2 separate regions of the Mus musculus genome follow, and region 2 is linked to region 1. The links are chromatin loops, found by intact Hi-C in ENCODE. Cell type or tissue: left cerebral cortex. All regions are shown on one strand. Links, peaks and the distances in the headings refer to the core of each region. The heading gives the core; the rest is flanking DNA.

Evidence for each region. A loop is a pair of places that touch in the nucleus more often than their neighbours do. Peaks named below come from ENCODE experiments on the same cell type or tissue, not always from the same donor. Only the 100,000 strongest peaks of a DNase experiment are listed, where the experiment ranks them.
Region 2: a loop joins it to region 1, with 2.5 times the contacts of the local background. A loop is called at or near these places in 2 of 42 quality-filtered maps.

The regions. Positions count from the first base shown.
Region 1 is chrX:11,793,713-11,803,585 of GRCm38, reverse strand. No RefSeq gene overlaps it. Among named protein-coding and RNA genes, the nearest start is that of Gm26314, 52 kb to the left of the region's middle. In left cerebral cortex, for the core only: a CTCF peak has its summit at 5,562; a DNase peak (open chromatin) is centred at 5,548.
Region 2 is chrX:11,741,625-11,751,497 of GRCm38, reverse strand. No RefSeq gene overlaps it. Among named protein-coding and RNA genes, the nearest start is that of Gm26314, 100 kb to the left of the region's middle. In left cerebral cortex, for the core only: no CTCF peak of the experiment used is centred there; a DNase peak (open chromatin) is centred at 5,258.

The sequences.
Region 1 (9,873 bases), core at 3,307-8,306:
TCATTCCCCTGCAGCCCATCCCTTCCCGCTCCGCCTTCTCACACTTCCCGCCAGCTGCAAGCAGCTTCTGGTATCTTCTCCCTGGTCTCAAAGCTGGGGGTTGGGGGCAGCTTTGCTTGAGCTGTGCCCCAAGCCTAAAACCCTCTTATCAGACGCCTACTCTCCCCATTTCGCTTTCAGCTTTAAGCTCCAGGAAGTATGGGCAACCCCCACGGTAAACAAAGGCAAACGCTTTCTTTATCTGCAGCCTTTACTATGCTAATGTTCGTTGGGAATCTTCCGGAGTTGGGTGAGGAGGCCCCCAGCTTTCCATAAGTGCTGGGCCACAAAAGGCCTATGCCTACTTTGCTGTCTATTAACCCAGTGTTGGGGGCGGCGGGGGACTGGGGGAATGCTCCTGGGAATAACAGCCCCTTATGACCCCACTTCCACTTCTGGAACCGGTTTGGGATTTAGCCCTGGGAAGAAACCAATCCTGTTCCTTGTTTATAGTTGGCTGCGAAGATCCAAGTGTGGGAGCCTAAAACTAATACAGGTTTTGTGCTTTTATTTTATTTATTTATTTGTTTATTTTAAAGAAAAGTAGTTTGAAGGTACAAATTACTTCCAGAAGGGGATCGTGCAAGGTCCAGACCCTGAAGTTATTAGTATTCAGGTGAAACCTTCACCTGTGCACAGACATCATCATGGGCTCATGGAAAGCTGGGAACAGGCATGTGCAGAGCGACTGGTTAGCTGGGCTTGGACAGTCTCCTCAAACACTTCCATACAGCATTGCCAGGCCACATGGCCTGCCTGCTTCTGGGCTCACAGCCAGTCTGTGGTTTGCTCTGCCACCCCAGGCCAGGCCTCATACAAGTGAGTGGTCCCAGGCGTGTCCTCTTGGAGCCTAGTGATTGAGGGCAGAACCAAGCTGGCTGGGCAAATCTGTTCCACTTTCCCTCATCCCAGTTATGTTTCTGTACCCTGTTCTGAGTGGAGTAGGTTGATCCTTAATTGGATCCCAGGGCCGGGGCCATTGGCTTCCTGTGGGGTTTGGCCAATGGGAGGCACCATCCGACCAGTAGGAGGAGTTAGATATTGGAGCTTTTGTTTCCCCATCTGGGCAGCAAGTTTGCCAGTGGCTATGTCTCCCTGCCCACCCCAACGCTCACTTAGAGTTCTCTCTCAAGGTGGGCCAGCTGCTCTGGTCTCTAGATGTTTCCTATTTATCCCACGGTGCTTCCTCTCAGCCTTGTGTTTCCTTATCTGTGCCCCCACCCCCACACACACCTCTGACTCTCTTGTTATGTGCCATCCATTCCAGATGCCTCCTCCTCCTGCCAGCCATCTCTCCAATCACAGATGAGAGTCTACCTTGAGTTTCTATTGGTTCATTTGATTGTGCACATGTAAAGGTTGAGGGGTGGGGGATATGTTTTCTATCTTCTTTTGGCTTGGACTTCCTCTTGCTCCGGCTTGCCATGTCACTGGGCATTACTGGGTCGTCTCTGTGGATTCCCCTTTTTCTGAATATTCAGAGAGGTTATGGGAGAAACAGACCTTTCTCAACTTCCTGAGTTTGGGAGTAGACAAGGAGACACTATAATTTCTCAGAATCTGATAGACCTCTTCATGGCATATGAAGTCAGCCACATAAATTATGGAACTTAAATAACGGTCCCAGTGATGGGATGGTAAATGCTGAACAACGGGCTCCCTGCCCCCACCCAAGCCTTGATTTGTAGCATCTGCTGATCGCCGTGGTGTAAATATTCCCACCACAGCTAGCCTGGAGCTTCCCACATGATGCGCTGACAGTGAGCTGCGGGGGGAGGGGCCGGGAGGCACGAAGAGGCTACTCAGCATTGCAGAGTACTTCCACACAGACTAGACTACAGGGACTCCGTGGCGAAAAGACTTGTAGGCTGTGGCAAGGTAGGAAGATGTGAATGTGCAGAATTTGCTTCGAATACGATTTACCCCATTTCAAGTTTTCATTATTTGTATTTAATTTATTTTAAGTTATATTAATGGTGTGTTCAACAACTGACTTGCAAGTTTTCAGAAAATTTAGTGATTGGCTCTTCTAAATCAGCATCCTAAGGCTCCAGCACATGTGGATGGGTTGTATTGGCTGGATGGTCATGGAAAGTTTTCGTCAAGGTAGAAAACAAAGGCAAGGCAAAGCTGGCATTTCAGTTGCGCCACCTTGTGGCACCACCAAACAGCACCATATCCCCCCTCAAGACCGCCCCCCCAATCCTCACTCCCCAACTTTGGTCATGCCATGACCATTTGGGAAGACTAAACATCTTGGTTTGCCTGGAACAAACCCTACTTTAGCTCATTACACTGGATTAACTCTGAGTAGCACCCACTTCATAGTCTCAGAAGTGCCCTTGTTTGATCAATAAAGATGCAGTCAGTCATCCAATCTGTACCTAGTAGATTGCAACTTGTTTGAAGGTCAGGACTAGGTTCTATGTTTTTGCATCCCCAAGCCAAGGAGGCTTTTAACTTATGTTTGTCAAAAGACCGGCAAAAGTGAAGGCTATGGAATAAGTTTTCCTGCCTTGTTGGTTATGCTGATAATCGCTAGGGTTTGGAAATGCAGGGATTTTAGAATAACCTGATTGGCCCTGTTATCCCTAACCCATCGTCCTTGTCCTCTCGCATGAAAAGCCAGGCTGAGAGACGTCAGAGCCTCGTCTCCCAGGGAGCGTGCGGCAGCCAGAGGGTGTTGGTCTGGCCATCTGGTACAGGAACAGTTGAGCCGTGTGGGAGCCCAGCTGGCACGGGAATCCTTGGCTGTCCCCGGCAAACAGCATGGGGAGGAGAGCCGTGGGATCAATAGTAATTTCCTTCAGAAGAACGGCGATGTAGTGTGGTTGGCAATGGCATTGGGCTTTCCCTGGCACGGAGGGCTCTAAATGCAGTTGCTTCTCGTAGCTAAGAAATGGACATGCAGCAGTACGATGGGCAGAGAAGGGAACAAGGGTGGGACTTTCCTGGCCTGAGCCCAGGAGAGATTGCCAGGTTGGCTGTAGAAACCAGCTTTTCTTGTGCTTGCCTGTCATTGGTATAGCCCTGTAGACACTTTGAGGCACTGACAGAGAGGAAATCGTGGAAGCTGCAACATTCCCACGGGCCTGCTGGAACATTCCCACCAGCTTGCTGGCACCTCCCAGGCAGCATCCATCCACTCAGCTGTTGAAGGGAAGCATCAGTGTGTTCTGGGAACAGGCTGGGGCTGAGGTGGGAAAGAGGGATCTATGTCTTCTACTCCTCACTACCCAGATAGGAAGGAGCTAGCCCATGTTTCTGAAACGGGGTCATCTCCCCATACAGAAGTAGTGTTGAGCCCATGGTGCTCATTTCTCACTACCAGTCTCAAAAGGATGGGTCCGTCTCCGGTTGCCTCTGGAAAGATGAGCAGGAGTCTTGCTGGACAGGGTGTGGATGCAAGGTGGGGGAAGAGTGCTCTACTTCCCACTTGGAATTGCCCTTAGCTGATGGCAGTTGGATTGATTGCCTTGACCGCCTAACTTCTGGAAAGCAATTCATTCTGCGACTGGTCTATATGGGGGCATGGAAGCACTTGTCATAGTACTTCAATTCTTGACATCTCTGCATCTCCAGACCATTCCGTTGGCTCAGCTGAAGCCTCTGTGAACAACTGCACTGTAGTTTCATGCCTTGCTCTGCCCTTCATGTGGCCTGCCTCCCTCACAGGTGTTCATGAGAACACCATCGCTAAGCTTCTGCAGATAGGTGTGTGTATCGGGAACTCTTTCCTGGGACACCCAACGGAAGCCGGGGTGTATGTGTGTGTGTGCGATGGTTCTAGGGGCAAAAAGAGCCTCTCTCTCTCTCTCTCTCTCTCTCTCTCTCTCTCTGTGTGTGTGTGTGTGTGTGTGTGTGTGTGTGTGTGTACACCTGGCTAAGGACTCCATTTTCTATATACATGTGTGCAGATGTATACTAAGGGGAAATGTCCTGTTCTGTGGGCCACACCCAGGATGCAAACCAAACCAAACCAAACCAAACCAAACCAAACCAAACCAAGCCCCTGGGAGGAGCTTCAAGTCTCTACAGTTGGTGACCAAGGAGATTTCAGGATGGGAAGTTCCTATGGTGGCTTCGAAGGATCACTTCCATCCACCCAGTCAGATTTCTGGCTCTTGTTAATTTAATGGATGCGTTCCTGCAATGGGCTTCATTTGCCCCAACCTCTTCTCTCAGTTGCTGCTGTGTCCATAGGTTGAGCTGGAAGGGAGGAAGAACTGGCACTTTGAAATGAGCTACCCCCTCAGTAGCACAGCACTGTGAGCATATTCCTAAACCCTCTAGAGTCTGTTTCTTTAGCCACACGTGAGTCGGAGATAATGAGGTAACACACATAAATGGTCAGCGTGAGACCCGCCTGCATCTTAAGCACAATGTAGCTGCTTTTCTTTTCTTTCCTCCCCTGTTCCCTGCTACTGGGGAGTGAACTTAGGAGCTCCTGCCTGCTGGCCGAGCACTCTACAACTGAGCTACAGTCCCGCAGAGGTTGCCTTTATTTTCCTTCCTGCCATTTTTGGTTTGCTTTGTGCTCCTACTTTAGCAGAATCGATCGCCAAGCATCCTCTGGGTTTGTGGATACAGGAGGCAGGGAGTGCTGATGGTAGTGGTAGAGGCTGAAGATACAAAGATGCCCCTAAGCTGAGTCCTCTAGAGTCAGTCCTGCCCAGTCTTATGGAAGCTGCTGGCCAGAAGGAGCAAGCATTTTTTATAATACAAAAACCAAAAAAAAAAAAAAACCCAAAAAACAAACCCCTCCATTTTCTTTATTTTTCTTGAGACAGAGGTCTTGCTATGTAGTCCAGGCTGGCCAGGCTTCCCATCTGTTGTCTAGGCTGGCCTCAAACTCATAGCAATCCTCCTGTCTCTCAAATGCTGGGATTCTAGGCATGAGCCGTCCCACCTGGCTAAGGACTCCATTTTCTGAAGGGGGAAGCCTGTAAGGGAACTGACTGCCCATGGTTACCAGGTGATAACAGGAGTCTGACTTGGCAGGGCTCCAGCCTCTGCCTGGAAGATTTCACAACAGGACGTGCAGGTAGGTGGCCTTCCCAGAGGTTTCCACTTGCTGCTTCTGCTGCAGTTCTCTGTCCTCCCACCCCCACCCCCACCCCCACCCCAACTGCAGGCGATGGCTTTGGAGTTAGCTCCAGGAGGTAGCAGAGAGAGAGAGAGAGAGACAGACAGACAGACAGACAGACAGAGACAGAGAGACAGAGACAGAAAACAAACAGAGAGGGAAGGGGGAGGGAAGGAGGAAGGGAGAGACAGAGATAGACAGAAACAGACAACAGAGAGAGAGAGAGAGAGAGAGAGAGAGAGAGAGAGAGAGAGAGAGAGAGAGGAGCGGAGGCTGCTCTTGTTTGTTCCCAAGCTTGCCAGAAGGGCACTTCCCTCCTCCCCACTGATGTCAGCCGATGACGTCTGGGCCGCATTCAGGCCATGCTGTCATTTGTCCCATGCTCATTCAGCTGATTAAAAGTCATCAATTGTTTTTTAAGCCACCAGCAGGCGAGCCACCAGGCGCCATTTGTTATTGCTCGGCCATGCTGTGAAATGCTGTTTAAACGCACTGAGCAAAGCTTTCGGAAACCAGAGGCCAAAAGCGGTTTGGGAGGAAAGCAAATAGGAGAGAAATGAGTGGGCCCGAATCTTTGCCAGAGGGAACAATCAGGCCAAGCAGCTGACGTACTAGTCCCCTTTTCAGCAGCTCCCACACAATTCTTTTCAGGGGCCTCTCCCTTGGGGCCAGAGCAACAGGGTGCCTCCTTCATCTTCCTGCCTGCTAAAGTCATCTCCGCAATGGCTAACACACATTCACTTGGGAAATTTTTTTAAAATCTAGTCTCCTCACTTCCAAGTTGTCCCCTTGGTTTTTGACAGGGTTAATGTTTCTACAATACAACTCAACGCCATCTTTGCTCAGACACCTTCAGTGGTCCCCCCATTGTTTGTGGAATGAAGGATAAAGTTGCAACGTGACATCTGAGTCCTTTATAGTGTGTCTGGATTTCTCCTCTAACAGTGCCCTAGCCACTGTTCACCAGGCAAAGCTGGTCTTCAGCCTCCCCTAGACACAACCATTCCATTGTTTGGCTATTTTTATTCCTACTATCCCTTCGGTGTGAAACAGTGAACTAGTTCCCCAATGCCAACTCTTCTGAGGCCCGTCTAGGTCATCCAAGGGCTGTACTGGGACCACCTCTGTTCTGATCTCTTTACTAAGGATACAAGTCCCTATCTTCTTTGTGTTTCCACAGCCACATGGTGTCCTGTCTAGATCCCCTGGTGGTTATCATTTCTGTGCACACTGTGCCTTCGGGCTGTCTCTGACCACCTGAGTCCTCTCTGTCTACCCAAAGCAGACAGGCACTGTGGGGGTGGGGGTGGGGGATGTTCTCCGTCAATGAGTGATGGGAACTGGAGTGTTCGTTGCTCATTCCCCCCACCCCACCTTGCTTTGGAGTAGGACTGAGCCCCAGTTAGTTGCCCTATTCAGTCAGGTGGTGGTGGCGCACCTTTAATCCTAGTACTCAGGAGGCAGAGGCAGGACGATCTCTGAGTTCCAGGCCAGCTTGGTCTATAGAGTGAATTCCAGGACAGCCAGGGCTACACAGAGTAACCCCAACTCGAGAAACCAAAAACAAACAAAGAAACAAACAAAAAATGCAGTAGCCTGTCCAATTCCTCCCTACTTCTTCCCAGATAGTTGTCCTAAGGGTGGGAGCATAGCTTAGTGGTAGAACACTTCAATGGACACGGTCTCAGGCTTCACTGGAAGCACCACAAAAACAAGGAGAAGAAAATTATACTCAGACCCTTATTTCAAGGTCTGCGGCGGTGGGGTGGGGTGTTTGACACCCAAACTTAGATCACAGGTTATTTTGTTCTGGCCCTTTGTCCTGCCTAATTAGCCACAGGTCCCCTGTAGGTCTGACTATGGTACCTTGCCCAGAATAAGTAGGCCTGCACAAAAGGTGGATGTTGAATGGTTCAAAAGATTCTCTGAATGAAATGAGCAGAACTGGGCTCTATGCATGGTTCTCTCTGCTCACATATGGTCAGGCTGTTCATTCTCTTTTGTGCCAGCAGATCTCTTTCATTCAAGGGCTAGCCTCGGCACATTCCCCCGAACCCTCCACCTCTATCTCAATCTGTCTTTTCTCTGCACTGAGCCAGCTGGCCCATCCTAGTCTCTTCTTTTGCTTCCCAAGTTTATTTTCACTATCTTCTGGGTTCTCTCATTCTCAAGGGTGAATCTCCCAGTCCCAGGGGTTTCCTGTTAGCAACTTCTATTCCCAGGAGGCAGGAGTCATCTGGAAGGCTGACTCCATATGAATCAGACAAGGGCGGTGTCACTGGAGCAAAGAGCTGGCTCTTCCAGGCATCACTTAAAAATGTGTAAGTATACATAAAGCTGAGCTTTGTGATGCTGGGAACGGAGACAGGAAAACATACATCTGGATGCACCATGGCCATGACCTGCCTTGGCCCTGAGAACATAGAGCCCTGATCTTGGGTTTCCGTGAGATATGAATCTACGGTGGTACATGTGTGCAGTGCAGTGTGTGAATGCATACATTCATGTGTGTGTGTGTGTGAAAGAGAGAGAGAGAGAGAGAGAGAGAGAGAGAGAGAGAGAAACAGAGAGAGACAGAGAGACAGAGATTACTGAATGTGGGTCCTTCTCAGTGGTACTGTAAGGCTTCATCAGGCTACCCCACACCTCAGGGAGAGAAGTCTTACTGTGGACTGTCAAATCTAAAATGCTCCCTGCTTGCCTCCTTCCTCCTTTCCAACTCTCTTCCATCCAATGAAGAACCACTGAAATAAGAAGGCTCAGCCCAGGGAAGGGGCAGGTGGAGCTCACAGGCAGCCAGAGGCAGTTGCTTGAGCACTTGGGAAGAGCATTTGCTTTTTTTTTTTTTTTTCAGACAATTCTCATTTCCACCTCTGCACAAAACAAAAGGCAGCCAGCTCGCCTGGGGCTATACTGTGGAAAAAACAAACGCTGGCTGGAGTACTTCACATCTCCAACTTTCCAAACCTCGGCCAGCCTTGCAGACTGCCGACCCACAGGAACAGGCAGGGCAGTAACGGTGGTGGGTGGCATATTTGAGGCAGGATGGGGTGGCCCTATGATGCTCCTATGATGCTCATAGTGTGGTGATGGGGCCTTTGCAGTGAGTCCTGGGCTGTAAGATGTGGCTCCTGAGCTCTAGGCATGGGTTGTCACTGAACTACTGGCCTGAACTCCAGAAGGAGTGGAGGGAGGGAAAGGCCTTGCTGGCTGCCTTGTATGGAGCTGTTGTTACCCTGGAAACGGCCCTTCTGGCCTCCAGGGCCTAATAACATTCCTCAAAGTTCTCAGGAGTTGTGAGTTTTGGAATGATTACATAAATGTGGCTTTGTGGGCGCAGAGCACTGAGCGGGTAATACTCCACCTCTTGAGTCAGGCCCTTGAAGAAAAACACAGCAATGCAAAGGAGAGCGAAGCGAGCGAGACCAAAAGATTTGGGGGTTAAGAACTGCCATAATCAGCTTCCAAACGCTGAGACCATTGCATACACTAGCAAGATTTTGCTGAAAGGACCCTGATATAGCTGTCTCTTGTGAGACTATGCTGGGGCCTAGCAAACACAGAAGTGGATGCTCACGGTCAGCTATTGGATGAGTCACAGGGCTCCCAATGGAGGAGCTAGAGAAAGTACCCAAGGAGCTAAAGGGATCTGCAACCCTATAGGTGGAACAACAATATGAACTAACCAGTACCCCGGAGCTCTTGACTCTAGCTGCATGTGTAGCAGAAGATGGCCTAGTCGGCCATCACTGGAAAGAGAGGCCCATTGGTCATGCAAACTTTATCTGCCTCAGTACAGGGGAACGCCAGGGCCAAGAAGTGGGAGTGGGTGGGTGGGGGAGTGGGTGGGGGACTTTTGGGATAGCATTGGAAATGTAAATGAAATAAATACCTAATTAAAAAAAAACCTTAATTAAAAAAAAAAAAAAAAGAACTGCCATGGCCTGATGAGAGCCTTCTGGCCATCTTTATTTTCCTTAGATGGCAATTCCTGGAGGTGCTCAGTGGATATTGCAACTGAGGTACAGAGTAGAGGGGTTGGGTCTATGTAGGTACGGGTCTCTCTTTCGCTAAACATTTACTGTCTAGGTCAATGGGGTTATATGACAAGTTGTCACACTATAGAAATATTCACTAATGAAATAACTATGCCCACCTAGATAGTCTTCCTTTCTGACCAGCTAGATGCATCACCTATCTATCCTGCCTTGGCCTTCCCAGGGTCATAGCCCAAGATTACTGGACATCAGAGGCCTGGAGCTGCTAAATTTCCCGAAGCCAGTGAGAATGGTTCTGGCTATTGTTCCCAGCTCAGGAGTCACTCATTCATTCATTCATTCATTCATTCATTCACTGTAGGTAGGTCTGCTTCACAACCTCCCCACCCCCATCCCAGACACTGGTAGAACTAGGACCTTGTGAATGCCAGGCAAGCGCTGTGCCCTGACCTGCATCCCAGCCTTGGGCGTGGTGAGCCAGTTGGCACCACTCTCAGTTGAAGGGCCTAGTCACAAGCTGGAGGAGCAAAGGAGCTTTCAGAAGCAGATCCCTCGGAAAACAGCTGATGCAGACCCTGAACAGTTCAAGTTAGTCTCTTTATGACGGTAAGTCAAGTGTCAAGTGCAGGCTGTTGTGTCACTAGATAATTTCATTAGGGGAAAAGAGAAGCTTTGGATTGCCAATCGAACTTCCTAGCACATTGTTACAGGCTATTGCTATTGTAGCCCAGGCTAGCCTGGAACTTCCTA
Region 2 (9,873 bases), core at 3,155-8,154, 52 kb after region 1:
GGATGGATGTCTCAGCAGAGCCAAGCAATGGAAAAGCTATGTGGAGCTCTTTAAGGCATGTTGGCTAGGGAAGGGCTTGTTATGTGTGCGTCAGCTGAGGATCATTGCCTTGCACATACTAAGCAGTTGCTCTACTGTTGAGTTTCGTCTCTAGTTTATTTTCTTAGAAATAGGGTCTTGCGAATCAATTTTTAAAATTTTCATATGTATAAGTGTTTTACCTGCATGTATATTGTTGAGCCACCTGCAGGTAGCACCAGAGGATACCAAAACAGATCATTGGATCCCCTGGAAGAGGAGTTACCAATGGTTGTGAACCACCATGTAGATGCTAGAGATGGAATCCTGGTTTTAGCATCTGGTCATAACCTCTGAGCCATCTCACCGCATCTCCCCTTTGTTTTAATCTAGGGTCTCACTATGATGGCCACATTAGCCTCAAACTCAAGCTCTTCCTGCCTCAGCCTTCCAGGTGGCTAGCATTATAAGTATTTCTGAACCTGCTTGGGACAAGGTTTCGAGTAGAGACCTAGACAAGATGAAGCAGATGGGAGCAGGGAGGAGTGGTCGGGTGGATAGACAAGCTAGTGTAAAAGTCTTGGGATTGGACTACATTTCGAGAGTTCAATGAAAAAGCTGGTGTGGTAGGATCAGAGGGCCCCATTTGTAGAGAAGGTTGATATGGGGTCCGGTTAGCAGGCAGGGCCAGGCTGTAAAGGTCTTGTAGGTCATAGTGAAAAGTTTGTCATTTTTTTTCTTGAGTATAAATGTTTCATTGTTCTCTTGAGATAAAGCCTCTTTATAAAGCGTACGCTGGCCTAATCTGCTATCTGACCACCTCTACCTCTCAAGTGCTGGGCTTACAAGCACGCCTGGCCAGTGCTGGAGTCGCAACCTCTGACAGCGGCCAGTTACCGAGAGGACATGTAACAAATGCCCACTGCAACCTTTCTTCAGATATGCTCAGCTCAGGAACTGTGGTGAGCCACAGGGACTCCTGTTTGGAGGGAGGGCTCTGGTTCCAGGCTAGCTCTCTTGTCTTTGTCTCCCACAGTGATGTAAGGAGCCTAAGCCATGTACTTCCAATACCACAAAGTTGGCTATGCGTTTCTGTCATCATGGACTAGACTCTGGAAGTGGGGACCAGGAGAAGAAGCCTTAGCTCTCTCTTCATTAGTTTCTGTGAGGGATTTGGGGATAGCAACACAACCACAACATAGAAAGAGGTCTGCTACTGTAGGGCTCAATAATATTTATTGAATGGATGAATCAAGCCAAGAAGATTAGTCATCTCGATCTTCCCAAACCTGCTTAGGTGACTTCCCGTTAGCTTTTTGGAGCTGCCCAGAAACCTTTTAATTATATCTTTCCAAAAGTTTACCATATCACATAAACTAGTTTTTCATATGAAACCAAAAGTTTTTTTGTTTTGCTTTTTTTTTGTTTGTTTGTTTTTTAAGACAGGGTCTCCCACCAGGCAGTGGGGCACATGCCTTTAATCCCAGCACTTAGGAGGCAGAGGCAGGAGGATTTCTGAGTTTGAGGCCAGCCTGGTCTACAGAGTGAGTTCCAGGACAGCCAGGACTACACAGAGAAACCCTGTCTCAAAATGCCCCCCCCCATAAAAAAGACAGGGTCTCCCTAGCTGACCTGATACTCAATATATAGACCAAGATGGCCTCAAATTCACAGAGATCCACCTGCCTCTGCTTCTTTAGTGCTGGAATTATAGGTATGTGCCACCACACCCAGCTCAACCCAAAGACTTTTTACTAGGATAATAGTGTAGCACTGAATTCTGGAGCAGGGACATTCTGTTTTCATTCCAGCCATCTGCTTATCCTATTGAGTTTCTAAGAGTACATTTCCCAGGATTCTTTGAAGTTAGGTTGGGGCCATGTGACATAGCTGTAGCCTATGGAAAGTGAATAGAAGTGATGTTGAATCATAACTTCTCCCATTTCAGGTCCCTCCATTTCTTCTTTCCATTCTCTTTTGACCTTGCAAGTCACCTGTTGAAGTTGGTAGTGCCATTTCTAAGAGATAGAAGAAATCTGAAGTTTAGATTAATGAATTATCTTGGGGTAGGCTGTTTTTAGAATTGCTGCTAGGAATGGGATGTGAGCAAGAAATACACTTTTGCATATGAGGACTAACTGAAGGACCTTGTATCTCAGGCAGGCTTGTAGACTTCAAATGCAGTAGGGAAGTTGCCTCAGGGTGGGGCAGGCTCCATCTGGAAAGCACCCTTGGGCACTGTTGGTGATGCTGCTAGGAAATAAAGGAGGTCCACTCTTTACCCCAACCCCTTTCCAGAATTTCTCAGAGTCTTTAAGTGAATTTTGTCACAGCCTTTCTAGCTCCACAAGCCACAGAGCATCAGTGTGGTGTGTGCAAAGGTTGCTGAAAATGGGTAGCCACAGTGTGATCCCTCCATTTCATAAGATGGTGACTTTGACTGCACAGTACTGGGGAAAGGACTGGCCTGATGGTTTGGAGCTGTGGATTCTAGACCTATGTCTGTGCCACATGAGAAGGGCATGGTCCCTCTTTCAGCCAGTGTCTTGGTTTGCAAAGTGAAAATGGGGGTAAAAGATGGGAAAAGAGATGAGTTTTGGAGATGGTGTCTAGGCCTAATAGCCTGTAATGCTGCATCTATCTGCATCTCTGATGGCAGGAGAATCCATGTAGTTTTGGAAATGAAACCAAAACATCCACAGGTAGTCTTTGTCTCGAGCCCTGCAGCTAGAGCCAACATTGGGCTGTATCGGTAAGCTTGCAGGGCTGGGAACAAAGATAACCTGTGGATGTGCAGCCTTCCATAGTCCTGGTGGGGACAGAGGCCCAGGGTTGGGCTGCTATAGGAGAAAAAAGGCCCAAGTCAAACATTGCACTGCTGTTATATTTGTGACCCAGACTGACCATTGCTGTGGAAGGCCAAACCAGGGAGGCCTGGAATGGGGCCAGAGCTGTCACCGTCTGGGCATCTGAGCCCAGGGAGCCCCCGAGGTCAGCTGCCTCTTCAGAGTGGAGAGCAGCCAATTCTCACTGTCTCAGCTGCCAGCTGCCACCAAATCCCAGCAATGAATCCAAAGTAGCAAAGGCCAGCCTTGGCGCCCTTATCTTCTTCTCTACCTGAAGCCTGTGCTGGGCAGAGCCTGACACACCTGGGGAAGGGAGAGTTGTGCTTCTAACGGTTGGTTGGTTGTGCATCTCTTTAGCACCCAAGGAGGCCTGTGGATCCCTTCACAGACTGGTGGATTTCCAATGCACAAAACAGGATTACAGAGGAGACCAATTAGATTGAAATGTAGCTATCCAAATATTCAAAAGCAACTTTGTGGGGCAGTAATAGATGTGGTTTTTCATTAACACATTAAAGAACAGGATTTAGTGGCAGATCTAATGACTACCATTGTTTCACACTAGTGAGGTGCAGATGCAATCTTTAAAGATACCAACTCCCAAGGGATCCAAGGATAGCTGTGGTTTCTGCTGGTGACAGTCACAGGAGGAACCAAACACTGTGCCATGAAATGGAAGGAAGTGCTTGTTTTCAGTTAGAGGTTAGTTATACTGATGACACATTTTCTGTCTCACCCCACCCCCATCAAGTTCACAGACCCTTGACTACTTTTATGGACCCCCTAGCTTAGTAGAAAACAGGAACACCCTGTTAGGAGACAGGAAGACACTGAGGTATGACCAGGGACACTGTGCAGTGAACCAGTCCTTGCCTCGTGTTCAGCAGGGCAGGTGGAACTACATCAGGGTTGGCTAATTAGAGCAGAGTGCTGCCTCCCTGCCACCCCGCCTGTGGTAAGCACAGCTAGTTGATGGTGGTGGGAGCCAAGAGATGCAGAACCCTTCTCAGTCCAGCGCTCCAAGCAGCCATCACTAACCGATTGGAGCTGGCACCAAAATGAAACCAATTTGCCATTCCAAGGCTGGAAGCTCTCTAAGGCCTGTTCCAGCCTGACATCATATGATTACCCATGATTAAAATATGCTCCCTGCCCACAAGAAACTTCTGAACTGCCAAGTGTCTTAGAGGCCCTTTTGGAGCAAGCAGGGGACCCACATCCACAGAGCTCCTCACCAGGCCTTCAGTCATTTCACAGCCAGGGCATCGATTTTACTTTTCGACTTGTAATTTCCACCTCCTGGATTCCATTATCACTCGCTCAATAGACGACGGCTCGCCATTTCTCTGGCCACGGCTCTGAGACTCATGCATTACTGAGCAGAAGCAGAAGACATTGCCTAAAACACATTACTACCTGGAAGTAATGATTGGGTTTTAACACAGTCAAGACCTTGATGAGTCTGTGGATAAGCAATCACTCCACCTTCCTCCTTCCCCAGACACCCGACTTCCCAGAAGGGAATTTGAATTAACCCCACGTGCTCAAACCTTAAACCTGGGCTAGCTCTGTCTTGCCCAAGACCCTCACATTCACGTGATTGACCCTGCAGTTGCAAGCTGTCATCACTATCCTTTCAGATATACTGTCATTGACTGGTTCTTTGGGTGTGTGTGTGGGGGGGGGGGGAGACCCACATCTGTTCATCCAGGGCTGCTGAAGTAGTCAGGAATGGGTAATGTGGGACAGAAGTTTTTGGCCAGTAGCTCTCAGTATGAAACCTGTGGTCACCAACTCCATAGCCTCATTACCAGGTTAAAAATCTAAGTGTTGGCTCCAGTGAACCAGAACCCGAGTAACCTGGTGTGGCGACTGCTCCTGTAGGGGCATTCTGATGTGCTAACAGGTTGGAATAGTGGTTGAAGGCTGAAAATGGGGAGGCCCTATGTGAACACATTAGTGCCCTAGACAGTCACCTTTTGGAGGCCTCAGCTGCTTTGTCCATAAAACAGAGGCAATGCTGCCTGCCTGCCTTCCTAGTTTCACAAGATGACCATCAACTAACTAGACTTAATGCAGCTGAGGCCAAACAGAGGCCTGGCTACCCGGAGCCAAGGCATCACAAATGCATGGTGTTGCCAGGTGGTGGGCATGGTTAGGGAAGGAGGGGGTCCATTTTAAGACTAAACATTGGGACGTTGCTTTGTTCTGAGATAAGCGGGGAATAGCCATTTTCTGTTTTCTGGGACATGAAGATTGTTGCTCAGCCTGGGGATGCCACCTTCCCTTTGGCTCCCACTGAGCAGCTTTCTGGGGACTTGACTGCCCCATCTAACAGTTTTGAGTATTTAAATCCACCCTCTGCTGCTGTTGTTCTCCTATGACTCATTGTTAACAAAATTTCTAAATCCAGGTCAATTAAAATTCCTGGGTGTGAGCCACTTGGGTGGCAGGGTAAAGGGGATTACAGGATAGCATTCAGTGGCAGTGGCGACCAACAAACAAAGCAAGTAGGGCTGTTTTCATCCCTAGTTACACCCCCTGGGTGTGGGAAAACAAAGACCACAATGGCAGCTCTTGGCAGATGATCAAAGGTTGATCTTTCTTCCCAGTTTGGAGGACCACGTCCTACAGGCTGAAACAGGGTCATCTTTTAGCCGAGTTGGCTCTCAACCTTCCTAATGTTGTGGCTCTTTAATACAGTTTCTCATGTTGTGAAAACCCCCAACCATACAATTTTTTATACTACTACTTCATAACTGTAATTTTGGTATGGTTATGAGTTGCAATGTAAATATCCACAGGTCAAGAATCCCTGTGAAATTTAGCCTTTCTCAGGCAAGCCCAGAAGGCACCCATCTCATCTTTGCACTTGACTACCCCAGCTTTACTTAGGGAAACTGAGATATGCTTGGGACGCCATTTAATATTTTTAACAATCCTACCTAGAACATGAGCCATTCCTGTCATAGGTGCAGACCAGAGTCCCAAGGACACTTGCTCATATTTCCAGGAACAGAGACCTGGACTAAGGACCAGTGAGATGGCACAGCCAATAGGAAGCAATTGCTGCGAAGCCTGATGGCCTGAGATGGATCCCTAGGACCCACACAGTGGAAGGAGATAATCAACTCCAGAGAGTTGTCCTCTGACCTCCATATAATTGCCATAGCATGTGCTCTCTTGCATATGCATACATACACACAAATATAAACATACACGGAATAATAATATGTTATTATTATTATTACCAGGGACAGAAGAAATAGTGATGGAAATAGTTGAGTAAGAAAAAGAACAGCCCTTCTAAGAGTGAAATTGGCTAAAAGCTGGGAAAAGTACAAGGATCACAAGCTTTTAGACCCTGAACACCATGACCTTTTTATATAGGTCGTTTGTGCAGTGACCTGCCTTTTCTCACACTTGGAGAGCTTGCAATTTTCTCATCTCTGTCCTATGGTTGATGGGTTTCTAGTCTTCTACTGCCATTGGCTTTTTCATGTTTGCCCCGTGACTCTCCATGCTTTCTTCTCCAGCCACAACCTATTGTGCAAACAAGGAAACCGAGGCACAGAGAATCAAGCAACTTGCCCACATGGTATCAGGGCTGGGGTTTAAAGTCCAATTTATCCCCAGAGCCCATGTTCTTTATGGACCCACTTTTTATGGACCCCTTTTCAGGAAGGCCTCATGGAGTAAGAAGAAATCAGCATAAAGGGACCCACTGGAGAAATCTGGTGATCTGTTAAAAGGACTATTTTCTTCTGAAGAATCACATCTTAAATCCATGTTTTGCCTCCACCTTTCTTTTGGAAAGGAGGTTTTGATGTGGTGGAAGAAATTAGAATATAGAGAATAGCTGGGCATTGGTGGCACATGTCTTAAAATCCAGCACTTGGGAGGTAGGCAGATCTCTGAGTTCAAGGGCAGCTTGGTCTACAGAGTGAGTTTCTGGACAGTCAGGGCTGTTAAGACAGAGAAACCTGTCTCAAAAAACAAAAACAAACAAAAAACACAACAAAAATAATATAGAAAATAAAGGTCAACTGTACAGATAATTTTAAAAAATGCTTAAAACAAAGGAAGAAAAAACAAACCCCTCTAGCCCCCAACCCCAAACCAAACCATGGTCTCCAAACTAAAAAGACACCAGTTTATATACAAAAAAGTATGGTTGTTATAATTATTTTGTGAAAGAGCCCATCTCAATTGATAAGAAAATATTGTTAAAAAGAAAACATATAAAGATAATCTACAAAAGAACATAGCATCTTAATATTATTGTTTATATTAAGCAAATATAAAATTAAAAATACAATTTTACAGTTACTAAAATTATAATATCCAGCATTTGAGACAGCACAGTAAAAACAAATGTGTGTAGGGTTTATGATTATTTTAAATGTACTGCAATAGCTGGGCATGGTGGCACACACCTGCAATCCCAACACTTGGGAGATAGAAGCAGAAGGATCAGGAATTCAAAGCCAGCCCTGGTTATATGTGTACAAACCCCAAACAAAACCAAGAAAAAGACATGCTGTACATCATCAAGAAAACAAATGAACCACCTGTGCAGGCAGAGAGAGAGCGGGAGAGAGAGAGAGAGAGAGAGAGAGAGAGAGAGAGAGACAAATTTTGTGAGTTTGAGGCCAGCCTAGTCTACAGAGCAAGTTCTAGGCCAGATGGGGCTACATAGTGAGACTCTGTCTCCCTAAAACAAAAATACAATAACAACAAGCAACACACAAACCCCATCAAGCAACAACATCAAAAAAAAGTCACAAAACAAGCAAACAAAACCTGAAAACCACAATAAGATCTGGCTTCAAGCCCAGAGGGTCCAAGAAAAGAAGAGGGAAATGGGAAAGAGAGACTGAGGGAGGGGAAAAAAGAAAGGGAGCAAGCAGAGTAATGGAAGAAAGAAAGCATGGAAGAAGAAAGGAACTGAAGGGAGGGAAGAAAGAAAATTAGAAAGATAGAGGGGAGCGAGGAAGAAAGAAAGGGGAACAGAATGAGGGTATGGAGAAATTCCAGTCCTCCTAATTCCTGGTGGAATTCTAGCAAGGCATAAATATTATAGAATATAGGTTTTTTGTTGTTGTTGTTGTTGTTGTTCTTCAAAAAGATAAATACAGACTCACCATGCTGTTCAGGTATATAGCTAAGTCCACACAAAAACTTACACATGGCTCAGCAGTTAAGAGCACTGTTTGCTTTTCCAGAGGATCCAATTTTAATACCCAACACACAACTGGCCATTCACAATTGTCTGTAAATCCAGTTACTGGAGATACTGGGCTTGGCCTTCCAGAGCCCTGTACTCATATGTACACCCCCACATGTACATATAATTAAAAATAATAAAAGTAAATCTTAAAAAAAAGTTATATAAATATCCACCAGTGCTGAAACACTGTGGCATGTCCATTCAAGCACACAAAAGGAATGGCTAATTTGTTCTATTATGTGGATGAAGTTTATAAGCCCTATGTTAGGGGCTGGGGAGATGGCTTAGCTAGCAAAAGCATTCTTTGAGCAAACGTGAAGATGAAGTGGGAATTTCTGGTTTCTTTGGAGATTCAGTTGTGCTATGTGATGTTTTTTCTGGAAACTGTTTTATGAGAGGATGTTTGCTGAGAACAGACACATGGTGTTTTTCTGGAAACTTCCTGGAAAAGGGGCATGTGATGTTTTGCTCGAGCAGACACTTTCAAGGACACATGATGTTTGGAAACAGTGTAAGTATAACAGTGAACAAGGCCATGGCATCGGTTCACCTTGCCACTCTTTGCTGGTCTTTGGTGGGCTTTGTGGACTCTGGTCTTCACTGATGACCCTGTGATGTTGGTTCACCTTGCCACTCTTCACTGATCATCATTTGTTGTGACTTTGTAAAGAGAAATTCAGCAATTTCTTGTGATATTTCAGTGGCTTCTTGCTGCTTCCAAGGACTGTGGTCAATTGGTAGAGCCTCATGGTTTCTTCTGGATTGAACTGCCCTTGCTAATTTGTGAATGGCATTTTCTAGTAGATGGAGCTACCGCTGCTGATGTGTGTGAACTGAATTGCTGCTCTCCTGACAATGAAGATGTTTTTGGAATTGCCCAAAAGTACTATTTCTAAGCAGGTCTATATTCACCTTTGCCCTATTAACCTTTCCTTTCCACTACCTCTGGTAGGTGATGGGCTAGAAGGGAGGTTAATGTAGGTTTTGAAAAACCTAAGCTTACATGAGGACCTAAGTTGGGATCCCCAGTGCTCATGCAAAAATTGGACCTGGTGGCTAGCTAGAATCTGTAACCCCAGAGCTGGGGGAAGTAAAAACAGGGGATTTATTGGCTGGTAAACTTAGCCCAAACAACCCACTCCAGATTCAAAGAGAGACCCTGTCTCAAAACTAAGGTAGAGAGGAATAGAGAAGTGTTAACTTCTGGCTTCCACACCTGTAGACATGGGACACAATACCCTATCTACATGAAAGAAACCAGTCAAGAGTCCACATGCTGTGTGATTTCATCTATGTGAAATGTTCATAGAGGCAATCTATTAGAGACGGTAAGTAGACTGTATCAGTCACTCGGAGCTTGGAAGGCAAGTGTATGATGCATGTTGTAGAATTAGGTAATGACAGTGCTGCAAACATTTGTTTATTTATTTTATTATTTATTATTTATTTTTAAAAATTTAAAGAGAGTCTTACTCTAGGCCTAGGCTGGCCTAGAGTTCATAATTCTCCTACTCCTGTCTCCCAAGTGCTGAGATTACAGACATGTGTCACCGTGCCTACTCTAGCTCAATTCCTGTGACCCTCACCAATCTATAACTTTCTGAGTGCCCGGGAAATTCTACACCAAGAGCTTTCAGGCAATGTTCATGGCACATCTTCCAGGTAATGATGGAGGGGAGCTACCTCAGCTTCCCATACCTCAACTGTGGAAATGCTGCGGTGTCTTTTTAAGAGGTCTCACTGAGACACTCCAGTGTCTCACTCTGGTGATTTGCCTGG